Linked DNA regions of Homo sapiens: all the other regions are linked to region 3. A link is an interaction called in ENCODE POLR2A ChIA-PET data of the cell type or tissue named here. Cell type or tissue: K562. All regions are shown on one strand.

Region 1 (4,000 bases), 300 kb before region 3:
CTCACCTTTCACAGAGGCTACAGTAACATTCCAAGAACATCTCCCTCACAATCATGGATTCTGGGACCAGCAGGGTCATAGCAGGGCAATGCCAGAGGAGGGGAGCTCTAGGGGGCCCTGCATTCCCCTCTGCAAGGGAGCCAGATTCTGCACAAGGGTTGGGTGCCACAGGCTGGCCCAGTGGCATGGCCTGGTAAGCTCCTTAGCCAGGACAGCCAGGCAGGTTGTCATCATCTGCTGTTCCTCCCTCAGCCCTCAGTGTGTATCTGCAGCAGGGACTTCTGTGCATGCTTGCACTTGGCAATTGATCTTATTTTGTACTCTGTGTCTTTTAAAGACATTATTATGATAATACTGTTGATAAAACTGAACAACACCTATAACCTAACATCATATCTATTTTGAAATTTAGTAAATAAGAAAGTTTATCTCACAAACCACTCCTAACTGCAGTCCAGTTTCTATAACATTCCCCACTTCACTGAAACCACTCTTCCTAGTGGTTTTAGTAACTCTAGTGAACACATTTTGGTCCTCATATTGCTTGACCTCTTTTGGCATTGGGCAAAGGTGGCCATGCCCTCCTTGAAGAATTCTTGCCACATCCCCCACACCCTCCTGATTTCCTCCTACTCTGTCTACCGGCCTCACAGGTAAGCAGGTGGCTTGGTCCTAGACTCCCTTCTTCCTTCTGTCCTCTTCTCCTTGGATAATTGTGTCCACTCCCATCTCTATGCTGGTGACTACTGCATTTTTATCTTCTGCCCAGCTTCTCCTCTGAGCCTCCGACCTGTGTTTCCTCTTGGCTATTCCACATTTCTGCTTTGATATTTTAGTAATGGCTGTTGGTGCCTCATCCAGAACCCCTTCACTGCCAGGTATGCCTATCCCCCAGTTCTGTGAGTGTGGGGCAGCTGCGAGCCCTTAGCAGCCCTTTCAACCAGTCGTCCTCCACCAAACAGGATCTGCCTCCTTCAAGCCTTTTCCCAATTTGGAGGCAAGATCTCTGCCAATGACCAGCTGATGTAGGATACAAAAAGCCCAGCCCTCTTACTTCAGGTGGGATAACTCTGTGCTGTAATCCATGCTCCAGAGTTCCCCATGGGGTCAGACTGAAGCCGACTGCAGACCAGACCACAGCCAAGACTGCAGCCTTGCTCAGCGGGTTGTCCTGGCCCAGCCCTGTTTTTCTCACTGCTCCCCACCTGAGGGAATTCCTTTCAACACAGTCTCCATCTCAGGCTCTGCTTATTGAATCTGATCTAAGTCAGAGGTCATTGTCACAGCTTGAAATTACTGTATCTCAAACTTAATGTCTCCCAACCCCTCAGTGTCTTATTAACGTACACAAAGCATACGTGCAGTCAGTTAAAGTTTGTGCGGATTACAAGTCACAGATTGCCATATATCATGGCTCAGTCAGGTTTCCTGTAAAGAGCTGGCCAGAGTTGCTGGGCAGGGCCAGGTGTTACCTTCTTCTCCAGGTGAGGACATGGAAATTCTGAGAGGATACATACAAAGATCACACTCTAATGGGTTCTTGAACTCCACATGCAATTCCCCTCATTGACATAATTACAGAGATCTGATTTCTGTCTTTTGGATTTCTGGAATTTCTGACCTCTGTCTTTTTGAATTTACTATTTAAAGCCACTTAACAAAATATTGGATACCTATACATGGAATATAACATTTTAAAATTTGAAGAGAACTTTAAGCAAAGCCAAATGCAAGTCTCCTGCACTCCCACTTCCTTGCACATCCAGGAATGAAGCAAACATTACTAATCAAACAAGGCACCTTTCCCAGTGTATCTAGATGTGCCCTCAGAATTCTTCTTAATACAGTTCTCCAAATGACCACTACAAAACGATGAGTGTATGTTTAGATACAATGCTGGATAGAGATAGAAACTGGAACTCTCCATAACCCTTGATCAGGTTCAATCCCTTTACTGAACGCATGAGCAGACTGAGTTCTCATTAGGTAGGGCTTGCTCAGGATGAGGCAGCCTGTTAGTAGACAAGTCAGTTCTCAAACCCAACCCAGCTGACCCCTGATTCTGTATTCTTTTGAACATCTAATTACTCATATTTGTATCTCTGTTTGTTTTGCTTGAATACCTAGCACCAACAGAAGTTTTTCTGAAAAAGATACATAAGGGAACTTTGAACAATTTCCTAAATTCATTTAATCAGGTAGATTTCCTGGAAAAGAGCTGAGAGTCTAAAATAAATAAAGAAATAATTTACTTCTTTTTTTTTTTTTTTTTTTTTGTCTGAAGGTGAGCAGTATTAGACAAGGAACTGACTTACTCCGGAAATTCCAGTTGTACCTAAGATGTCTAATAAGGCCAGACTGTGAGTTTTTGGAGAAAGAATCAATTTGGTTTTCAGTTTAGCAGGTTAAATGTATATTTTTAATGTGAAGGCTTTCCCTCTTTTCACTATTTAGCCTAATGAGTAATCAGCTTTGTCTTTTGTTAATTTGTGACTGGGTGTTACTGTGCATTTTCATTGTGAACAGGCAGAAATGAACTAATTTCTCATGCAAAATGAGAGAATTGAGACCTCTATGAACTTTAAACTAGAAGTTTTCTCGTTTCCTTATGAATGTATCAATCATAGTTCAGCAAGATGTACATGAATTAGTGTTGCCTGTCCCTCTTTTGGAGGCACCTCCTTATTTGGCTGCCACATTACTGCATTATCTTGGTCTCTGTCTCAACACTCTGACAGATTTCTTGGTTTCATCAGTGCTTTTGTATTCTTTTGCTCCCTAACTATTGGTAATTTTCACTGCTTATCTTCAATATCTTCTCTTTGCTCTTTTACCATCAGAAATTGACTCACAGTTTCAGCTCCCACTTTTACAAGGATGATGCCATGATATAAATCGAGTGCTTGTCTCTCTCTCTCCAGAGCTCTATCCAGTCTGCTTTCCTGTCTCCCGCTAAACATGTTCACTTTGCTTTCAGTGAGTGAGACTAAATGCATGGTTTGCTACCCCAGTCTTCATTCTGACTTTCTTCTTCCTCTCCACAGTGTGTTCCCCTTATCATATGGGTTATGCAGACCAAAGACATGAGTGGTCTTTTGGTCCCTCATTTCCTGTCCCTCATTTCCTGTATCCCAGGCTTCACATCCTCTCAAATGTTTCGTCACCATGTCACTCATGCCCACATCACCCTTCCTGCTTCCACTGCCACCTCCCTGGTCCAGACTTTGCCAGCATTGGCCCTTGTCCCCTTCCTCTCACAGCTTCTACCTTTCCCATAGGCCCAGTAATTATAGCAATCCAGGGACTCCAAAAAGAGGTTACTTCCATAGGCAATGCTTCTAACATTATGGACAATCAAATCAATAAACTAGTCACAAAAAATAAGCATGAGAAAAATACTGGAAAGAAATGATCCCAAATAATAATACACCTCACCTATCTAACAGCCCATACCAGAAACCCCACTTCCATCCCCAGCTTCTCACTACAATGAGCTCCAACATTCTATGCAGCAGACTACTTAAAAACCTCTTTTTCATTACTTCCTCTTCAGTTCCCTTACCTGGTCTTCCCTGATGCTCTCAGCTTTTGTAACCATCATTGTTACCAAAAGTTTTAACTAATGTCTCTCCTCTGATCCTGCTAGCAACCTTCTAATCCATTCTCTTGTGTCAGAGGTTTCTCTTTTTAAAGTAGATTGATAGTTTCATTGCCCATCATTGCCAATGAATTTGTCTTCTTGTCCCATTTACTTTAAAAAATGTTCATTCTTTGGGGTGGTGTGCAAGGCCCCTTAGGACCAACCACAAACTTAACCTGCTCCCCAGCCTTTCCTCACTATTTCTGACTCCAACTACTGAACCAACCACTCATACCTTCTCAAACACACCACGTTCAGTTATGTATCTGTACCTTTGTACAAGGTGTCTTCTCTCCCTACAATATCCTGCTCCATTCTCCTGCTAGTGAACTCCTGCACATCCTTCCTGGCCTAGCACAA
Region 2 (4,000 bases), 120 kb before region 3:
ACCCTGCAGCTGAGAAGATGCGCTTGCATGGAGAGCTGGACGTGAACTTCAACCCCCAGTTGGCCAGCAGGGAGACCTCGGACAGCAGCGAGCCGGAGGAGGCCCCCCACACCACAGACCGGCGGGCCAGGAGGTGGAGAAGAGCCCGACTGGGCTCAGAAGAGCCAAGCAAAGAACCATCTTCCCCCAGCGCCCAGCTCCGGGATCTAGACACACATCAGGTAATGGAAGTGCATGCGTGCAAATGCACACACACTCTTTAGGTAGGATGTGCCCTACTCCAAGCACAAGTGGCATAGAGTCCTGGGTTTGGAATCCGCAGACCCAGATTCTCATCTTGGTTTTGCAGCTAAGTAGCTGAGTGCCTCTAGACAGGTCACATCAACTCTTTGGGACTCCACGTCCTCTTTGGAGATGACAGCCTAGAATTCAAAGTGTGGTTTGTGAGTGTGGCCCCCAGACCAGCAGCATCAGCACCACCAGGAAACTCATTAGAAATCTGCCAAATTGGAGATTCTGGGCATGGGACCCAGCCGTGTCTATTTTAACAAGCCCTCCTGGTGATTCTACTGTGCACTCAAGTTTGAGGGCCACTGGCCTTGGGTTTAGGGTGAGGGATCTAGAGTCAGACTGCCTGGGTTCAGATCCAACTGTGTGGCCTTGGGCAAGGCATCTCTCTAGTTCTCAGTTTCCTCATCTGTAAAATGAAGATGATATTAGAACCCACCTCAAAAGGTGTTCATGACAAGTGAAAGAGATGTTTATAAAGAGCTAAGCTCTGTCTGAGATGTGACACTAGGTCTCAGTAAACATTATTTCAATATTCTGTGATTCTTTAGTCTACATCAGACCCCTTCTCTGGATCCTCAGTAGTTCTTCCCACATGGTTTAGTTCAAGAAAAATGTGATTAAAGCCATGAATTTTCTCCCTTTAAAAATGCACTTGTATACACACACATACTCACACATGCACACTCACACATGCACAAACATACTCACAATTTTGCTTTTGCTTACAATTTCAGATAATTCATGGGCTCCCAACCAGACTAACTTTATATTCTCTAAATACACCCTGCTCATTCCCAGCCCTGTGACTTTGATTGTGCTATGCCCTTGCCCTTGCCCCCACCTCTTCTGGTGAAGACCTGCACATCACTGTCAACTCAATACCAAACCTTGTGGAGCCCAGCTGCCATGCCCTATACTCTTAGTTTGGCCAGATAGTGTCCCCTATGGCTGCAGACAACTCACGTAGGTCCAAAGATATGGTCCAAGATTTCACCAGTGTCTTCTACAAGATCTTCTATGAATGCCTCAGCCACATCCCTGGTCCTGAGGCCCCCATGAAGACAATTGAGGACTCAGGTCCTCAAGTCATAGAATTTGGTATCAGTCCTGATTGACCTGCTAACATATTGCCTAGAAAAGGTATTTTATTTAGTCCAAGCTTCGTTTTCTCCTCTGTAAAACAGAAGATCATTAAAAATCTGTCTCATGGGATTGTTATGGTCTTAGAATAAAATTAAAAACTTTGGTTCAAGTGTGAATCATTATTGTCTAGCTCAAGTGGAGACTGTTGTCCAGAAACATGGAATGATTTGCCTCAAAGGATACTCTTGAGGGTTTGTCTGCATGATTCACTTGCAGGTGTAAAATGTCACGTCTCCACCTCAACTAGCTTTCTATTTATTCTGAAATGGCTTGAAATTTGTCTTCTGCTAATCCTTGCAAGGCATTGATAGAGAAGAGGCACTGCCTCTGCCTCCTGGGGAGTGACCTTGAGCTAGTGGCAGTACCCACTCCTCTCCACTAGGTGGGGATGGTGCTGCACTTCCAGAGACATCAAAACCCTGATGGGTTTTTTTTTTTGGTTAATTATTATTATCATTATTTTTAATGCAGAGTCTCACTGTGTTGCCCAGGCTGGTCTCAAGCTCCTGGGCTCAAACGATCCTTCTACTCAACCTCCCAAAGTGCAGGATTACAGGCATGAGCCACTGCAACAGGCCCTCACCTTTCTAATTCTCCCTCTGATTTCATTTACTGCGGCAGTTAGTTTTCTTCATATATATATATATATGTCATATATATATATGTCATATATATATTTATATTTATTTAAGTTATTTACTTTTTAATTATATAAATAAATGAATATAGTATAATGTAAAAAATACTTAAAACATACAGATGCAATTCCCCTTGACCACAACCCTAAATCCCTGTCATCTCCACCAAAATGACTGCAAGTGCATTTGGTGTGAATCCATGCAGATCTTGTGCATTCATACATAAAGTACATTTAGAAATATAGTTCAGTGAATGTGTTTTAGCAAAATTGGCAACATGCTGTCCATATGCTTCCACTGCTTTCTCCTAACAGTAAGTGATAGAGGTGTCACCGAGGTGTCACCATGTTACCCACAACAACAGGTGAGTTCAAAAACAGTCCAATGACCACAACCAAGGAGGATTAAGGAGAGGATTTTGTTACCTGCAACAAGTAAGAAGGACGCTGGGGATAGCTCCTCAAAGCAGCGCCTCCCCAAACAATGGTGAAAACAGGGCTTTTCTTGGGCTGGTTAGCTGAGTCATTGTATATAGAGGTGGAGACAAAATAGCACTGGTGCAGTTGCCCATCATGCTTCTACATAGTAACCTGTATAGAAAATGCAGAATAAGCTCCTCCCTGGGAGGGGCCTGTAGTATGGTAATGAGGAAAGTTCACCAAAGCTCATCTCCAACTCAGGCATCTCTGGGATCCAACCAGTTTTTGTTTTTCCTGGACTGAGCTTTTTCCGGGAACTTTTTGAAACAATAAGAACTGAAGGTGCAACAGTAACAAGTGGGTACTTTTTTTTCACAGTGCACACCCAAAAACCGGAGGACCCAAGGTTACAAGGCACACAGACCTAGGCATTCAACCTGCAAAAGATTACATTGAGATGGTGTATCAAGGGGGGACTGTGGGGATTGTAGAAGTCTATCCAGGGTGTGCAATAGGGGATGCATTGTCTGTGGAGAATGTTAAAACAATAATAGATCCAACAAAAGTCAGTCTTATTTTCACCTTGCACCATGTCCAGACAATTCTAAGCAATGCTAGTGATAACATACTCTTCCTGCCTGGTTCAGTGGCTTCCAACACCTAACTCCTTAACCCCCTTGGTTCACCACTGTTCCATAATGATGGGTATTTAAAGACTTTTTCAATATCTTGATTTTATAAGCAGTACTGCGGATAATAGGATATTTAAAGACTTTTTCAATGTTTTGATTTTATAAACAATACCGCAGAGAGTATTGTAGCATAAACCTCTTTATACAAGTATGAGAAGTGGAACTGCTGACTGGAGGAGTATATGGGTCTTTAATTTTAAAATAGACTTGCCAAATTAAGCTCCCAAAACTTCAGAGCAATTTACATAGCCATAACAGTGTGTGAGTATGTTCTCTCATGTTGTCAACAATAGTGTTGTCAGTCTGCTAAATTTTTGCCAATTTTATGTGAAGAAAAAAATCCTCTTTGGCTAACACTTTCATAATTACTACTGAAATTGAGCAATTTTTCCTGTGTTTAAAGCTATTTACACTTTTCTTCTTTCATCCATCCCGCTAGCCTTGATATGCAATTTACATTTATACTTTTTTTATCTGTTATTTTATTGGACTATTTGTCTTTTTCTTACTGATTTTTAGGAATTAGTTTTATTTTCTAATTATATAATAGATTTCAGATCTTTGATGGTTACACGTGAAACTATTCTCTCCTTGTCTCTTTTGCCCTAAGTATATTTTACATACAAAAATTTTTGTTCATAATAATTTATCAATTATTTTTGGTTACTATCAGTTATTTCCTTTATTATTTTTGTATTTGGTGTCTTAAGGCCTTAAATTTGCAAGGGTTAAGGATTTTTTTTCCAATTTCTTCCTAATCCTTCGTAGTTTTCTATTTTCAGTTTAGCCCCTTAGACCGTCTGTACTTTATCCTTCT
Region 3 (4,000 bases):
TTAAATGTTGTTAAAGAGTATGAAGTTTAACAGTATTAGAACATAGAGTTCTTTTCTGTGTTCTTATCAGTTGTTACTGAGTTGCCAACATAAGTCTATCCCTAAGTACCAGATACTGTAATAGTCTTGTGACATAAAGCATATTTAGTCACAGGCACTTCCCTGCAAGTGTAGGTTGATGGTATCACTGCCTTACAGATGGAAAACACTGGGCCTCAGGTTAATTTCCCAAGAGTGCTAGAAAGTGACAGGGTGTCAGCCCAGAGATTCCAGCCAGGAAATTTCTTTTACTACATCATGATTTTGGTATGTGTTTCACCAAAGTGAACCAGAGCCACAGATGACAATGACCAGGGGTGATAGTGGTGTAAGAAATAACCACCAGCCACGGTGTCTCATGCCTATAATCCCAGCACTTTGGGAGGCCAAGGCGGGCAGATCACTTGAGGCTGGGAGTTTGAGACCAGCCAGGCCAACATGGTGAAACTCCATGTCTACTAAAAATGCAAAAAATTAGCTGGTGTGCACCTGTAGTCCCAGCTGCTTGAGGCTGAGGCACCAGAATCTCTTGAAACTGGAAGGTGGGGGTTGCAGTGAGCCAAAGTGGCACCACTGCTCTCCAGCCTGGGCAATAGAGCAAGACTCTGTCTCTTAAAAATACATATAATTTGCAGTTCTTAATTAAGAGATTTCTGCAGCTCATCTTCTTGAGTTCCAGGCTCCTTTCTATTAAGTAGTATTTACTTGGTTGCACGGGCCACGCCACTAAAACCATTTAGCCGATGCAAAGATGCATCTGCATGGGCAAACTTTTTAGCTTACTACAGTTGCATGAGGATGGTATGGAAAAAAAAAAAGTCTTATTTTGGGGCCAGTGAGCCCTAATGAGCCCTTGCCTATATTTTGGTGATACTGTTTTTGGGAAAACAAAATCAGCCCCCACAAAGTTTGCCTCTTAAAGACACTAAGTAATAATAGGTTTGTTATTTTCTCACCTCATCCTTCCTCCAATACAGTAAGACAGACAAGAAGTATACAGCAGAATATAGACCCAAATTTGATAAGCACATTTCTGGAAAACATCAATACAGTTTGATGAAGAAGATCAAGAAGTTTGGGAGAATTTTCCAAGTTACTAAGAACCTCCTACTTTTTCATCTGTAATATTGTATAGTAGCACCCTGTTGAGGGGTGCTGTGGAAATGGTAAAGCAGAAATTTATATTAACAGCCACATTCAAGTGCTGCCTAAATAGATAACATCTGCTGAGAGCTGAGCTAGTGCCAAGAAAATAATTTACATTAGATGGGAAAGAAAGCACCCCTCATCCTGGGACCCATAGACAAGCTCTGTAGTAATCACTTCCTGTGTGAGTCCAAAGTGGGTGGGATTAAAAGGCTTAAGGAAAACTTCCCTCTGGATTTCATGAAGAGCACCTTTCCTGATTCTCTTCCCTTCAGCCTATGAGTTCCAGCACCTGATTGGACTTTGAACTTGTGGGGCAGTCCCAATCTTTAGAGCAAGAAAGAGACGAGGAGGCATTGTATAACTGTGGAGGAAAGATAACATGTCTTAGAGATGCAGCAAACTGGCAGTAGCCAAACTGGATATCTCTCTGTGTCTTCCATGTTGGAAGGTCTTGATCTGCAGTTTCTTTAGTGGTTTATACTTCAGGGTGCACAATGCGTAATACCAAGTAGAAGACAAATAGGTTTATCCCTAGACTTTTAAACTTGGAGACGCCATTAGGAAGTTAAGACCTTTGGTTGAATCATAGCCTGGAGTAAAGTGCTGCCAGCAGCAATGTCCTCCACCTTTCAGTCCTGGCTCTCCTGAGGCCGAGGAAACCCCATGGAAGCAGTCTGATCAACCTGCTTAGGAACTCGAGTAACAGGAACTGTTCTCTTAACCATTCCAGAAACGGGGTGGCTCTGATCATATGGAAGGGACAGTTCTAGTTTCAGTCATGATGGCAGTTAGCCAAAATAACTTGAGAAATATGGAGCTGTAATGCAGGCTTCTGTGTGTCACGTGTATGCCACCAGCCTGGCTCCACCTAATGGAATGGGTAATGACAGCTTGGAAAAAGGCAACCTCATTCGACCACCTCCACACACCAGCTGCACTGGGTTTCTGAGGACTCCCCTTACCAAGCCAAAGGTCCATTTGGGAGAGAAACAAAGGCATGATCCTGCTGTACTAAATCCAAGAGAGTCCTCAATTGTGGACTGTGATCACTTGACAAGCAAGAGGTAGCCAGGTGACATTGTGCTTGTCTGGGATCAAAGGGCCAAGGGAATCAGCTAGAATTAAGCAGGAGCAAAATTATATAAAGAGGCCTCAGCATTGAACACTCTTCACATAGTCATGTAGGCACTTAACTCCTTTTTATCTGGATAATGGAAGCATGGAAAAAAAACCCATAAATCAGAGGATTAGGCTATATTTCTTCCTTCCTGGAAAACCATTCAGAGTGGAATTAATACTGATGAGAGGAGAGAATGCCAGACTCCTCCAATGTTCCTTACCCAGCATTATTGTGTTAGATGACTTTAGGGATTCTCTGAGCTACACGGGAGAACTTAAAATGGCAATTTAAGGCTGGGTGCGGTGGCTCATGCCTGTAATCCCAGCACTTTGGGAGGCCAAGGCAAGCGAATCACCTGAGGTCAGGATTCGAGACCAGCCTGACCAACATGGAGAAACCCCATCTCTACTAAAAATACAAAATTAGCCAGGTGTTGTGGTGCATGCCTGTAATCCCAACTACTCGGGAGGCTGAGGCAGGAGAATCACTTGAACCCAGGAGGCAGAGGTTGTGGTGAGCCGAGATCGTGCCATTGCACTCCAGCCTGGGCAACAAGAGTGAAACTCCGTCTCAAAAAAAAAAAAAAAAAAAAAAAACTGAAATGGCAATTTAAACTCAGCATCGGCTTGTGAGGATACCATCATGGGTCAGGTGGCTTACCTGGTAAGTCATCAGTCTGATTTTGAACCCACCACGGGTAGCAGTAGATCTGCTCTGGTATATAGATAGCTCTGCACCTGTGAACTGAGGGTGAGGGCCCTGATGCTGCATGATGCTGGATCTAGGTGCCTTCATCTCAAACTAGTGAACAGCCTACAGACATTTTTCATGCAAAAAGCAATGACATATAGATAGGCACCATTCGTTCAAGGCACAAAAGAAGCTTAAAGCCCCCACAGGGAATCTAATTGATCTCAGGCCTCATGCTCAGGCTTCAACTGCAGCTCCCTGTTCTAGTCTAGAGGGTTTTGAAGGCCTGAGGTCTATAGAATGGTCCAGAAGGAGGCTAGCTTTAACCCCAGAGTTTGTCTCCATGTGTCCTTTACCCATTCTTACCAGGGTGCCAGACCCCAGACCCCACATCCCGAGTCCACTGGCAAGGAACAACATACTGTCTGGAAAGTAGAGAGAGAACTTTTTAAAAATGTTTATTTATTTATTCATTTGTTTATTTTTGAGATGGAGTTTCACTCTTGTTGCCCAGGCTGGAGTGCAATGGCATGATCTCAGCCCACCACAACCTCCACCTCCTGGGTTCAAGTGATTCTCCTGCCTCAGCCTCCCGTGTAGCTGGGATTACAGGCATGCACCACCACGCCCGGCTAATTTTGTATTTTTAGTAGAAACGGGGTTTCTCCATGTTGGTCAGGCTGGTCTCGAATCCCAGCCTCAGGTGATCCGCCCACCTCTGCCTCCCAAAGTACTGGGATTACAAGCGTGAGTCACCGCACCTGGCGTTTTTATTTTTAAATTTATTTTTCCCTTTTAATTTTAGTTGACATGTAATATACATGTTTGTGGGATACAAAGTGATATTGCGATACATGTACACAATATAAAATCAAATCAGGGCGATTAGCATATCCATCACTTCAGACATTTATCATTTCCTTGTATTGTGAGTATTTTAAATCCTCTTTTCTAGGTTATCCATGTCAGCCTAAATTTTGTGGGGAAGACATCACCAGACAA

The links. ChIA-PET counts read pairs that join two places held together with the same protein. Peaks named below come from ENCODE experiments on the same cell type or tissue, not always from the same donor. Only the 100,000 strongest peaks of a DNase experiment are listed, where the experiment ranks them.
Region 1: POLR2A ChIA-PET joins it to region 3 with 5 read pairs; 2 of 35 experiments call an interaction of 5 or more read pairs at or near these places.
Region 2: POLR2A ChIA-PET joins it to region 3 with 13 read pairs; 17 of 35 experiments call an interaction of 5 or more read pairs at or near these places.

Annotation. Positions count from the first base shown.
Region 1 is chr3:40,015,439-40,019,438 of GRCh38, forward strand. The region is part of intron 2 of MYRIP (myosin VIIA and Rab interacting protein); the gene reads left to right. Among named protein-coding and RNA genes, the nearest start is that of MYRIP, 210 kb to the left of the region's middle. In K562, no CTCF peak of the experiment used is centred here; no DNase peak of the experiment used is centred here; H3K27me3 peaks cover 482 bases.
Region 2 is chr3:40,190,243-40,194,242 of GRCh38, forward strand. It overlaps MYRIP (myosin VIIA and Rab interacting protein), which reads left to right. Exons shown (of 17, transcript NM_015460.4): 10 at 1-221. All of the region lies in intron 2 of EIF1B-AS1 (EIF1B antisense RNA 1), which reads right to left. Among named protein-coding and RNA genes, the nearest start is that of EIF1B-AS1, 120 kb to the right of the region's middle. In K562, CTCF peaks have their summits at 1,817 (motif pointing right) and 2,558; DNase peaks (open chromatin) are centred at 1,799 and 2,589; H3K27me3 peaks cover 657 bases.
Region 3 is chr3:40,312,649-40,316,648 of GRCh38, forward strand. No RefSeq gene overlaps it. Among named protein-coding and RNA genes, the nearest start is that of EIF1B, 4.9 kb to the left of the region's middle. RefSeq lists a silencer at 1-284. In K562, no CTCF peak of the experiment used is centred here; a DNase peak (open chromatin) is centred at 1,531.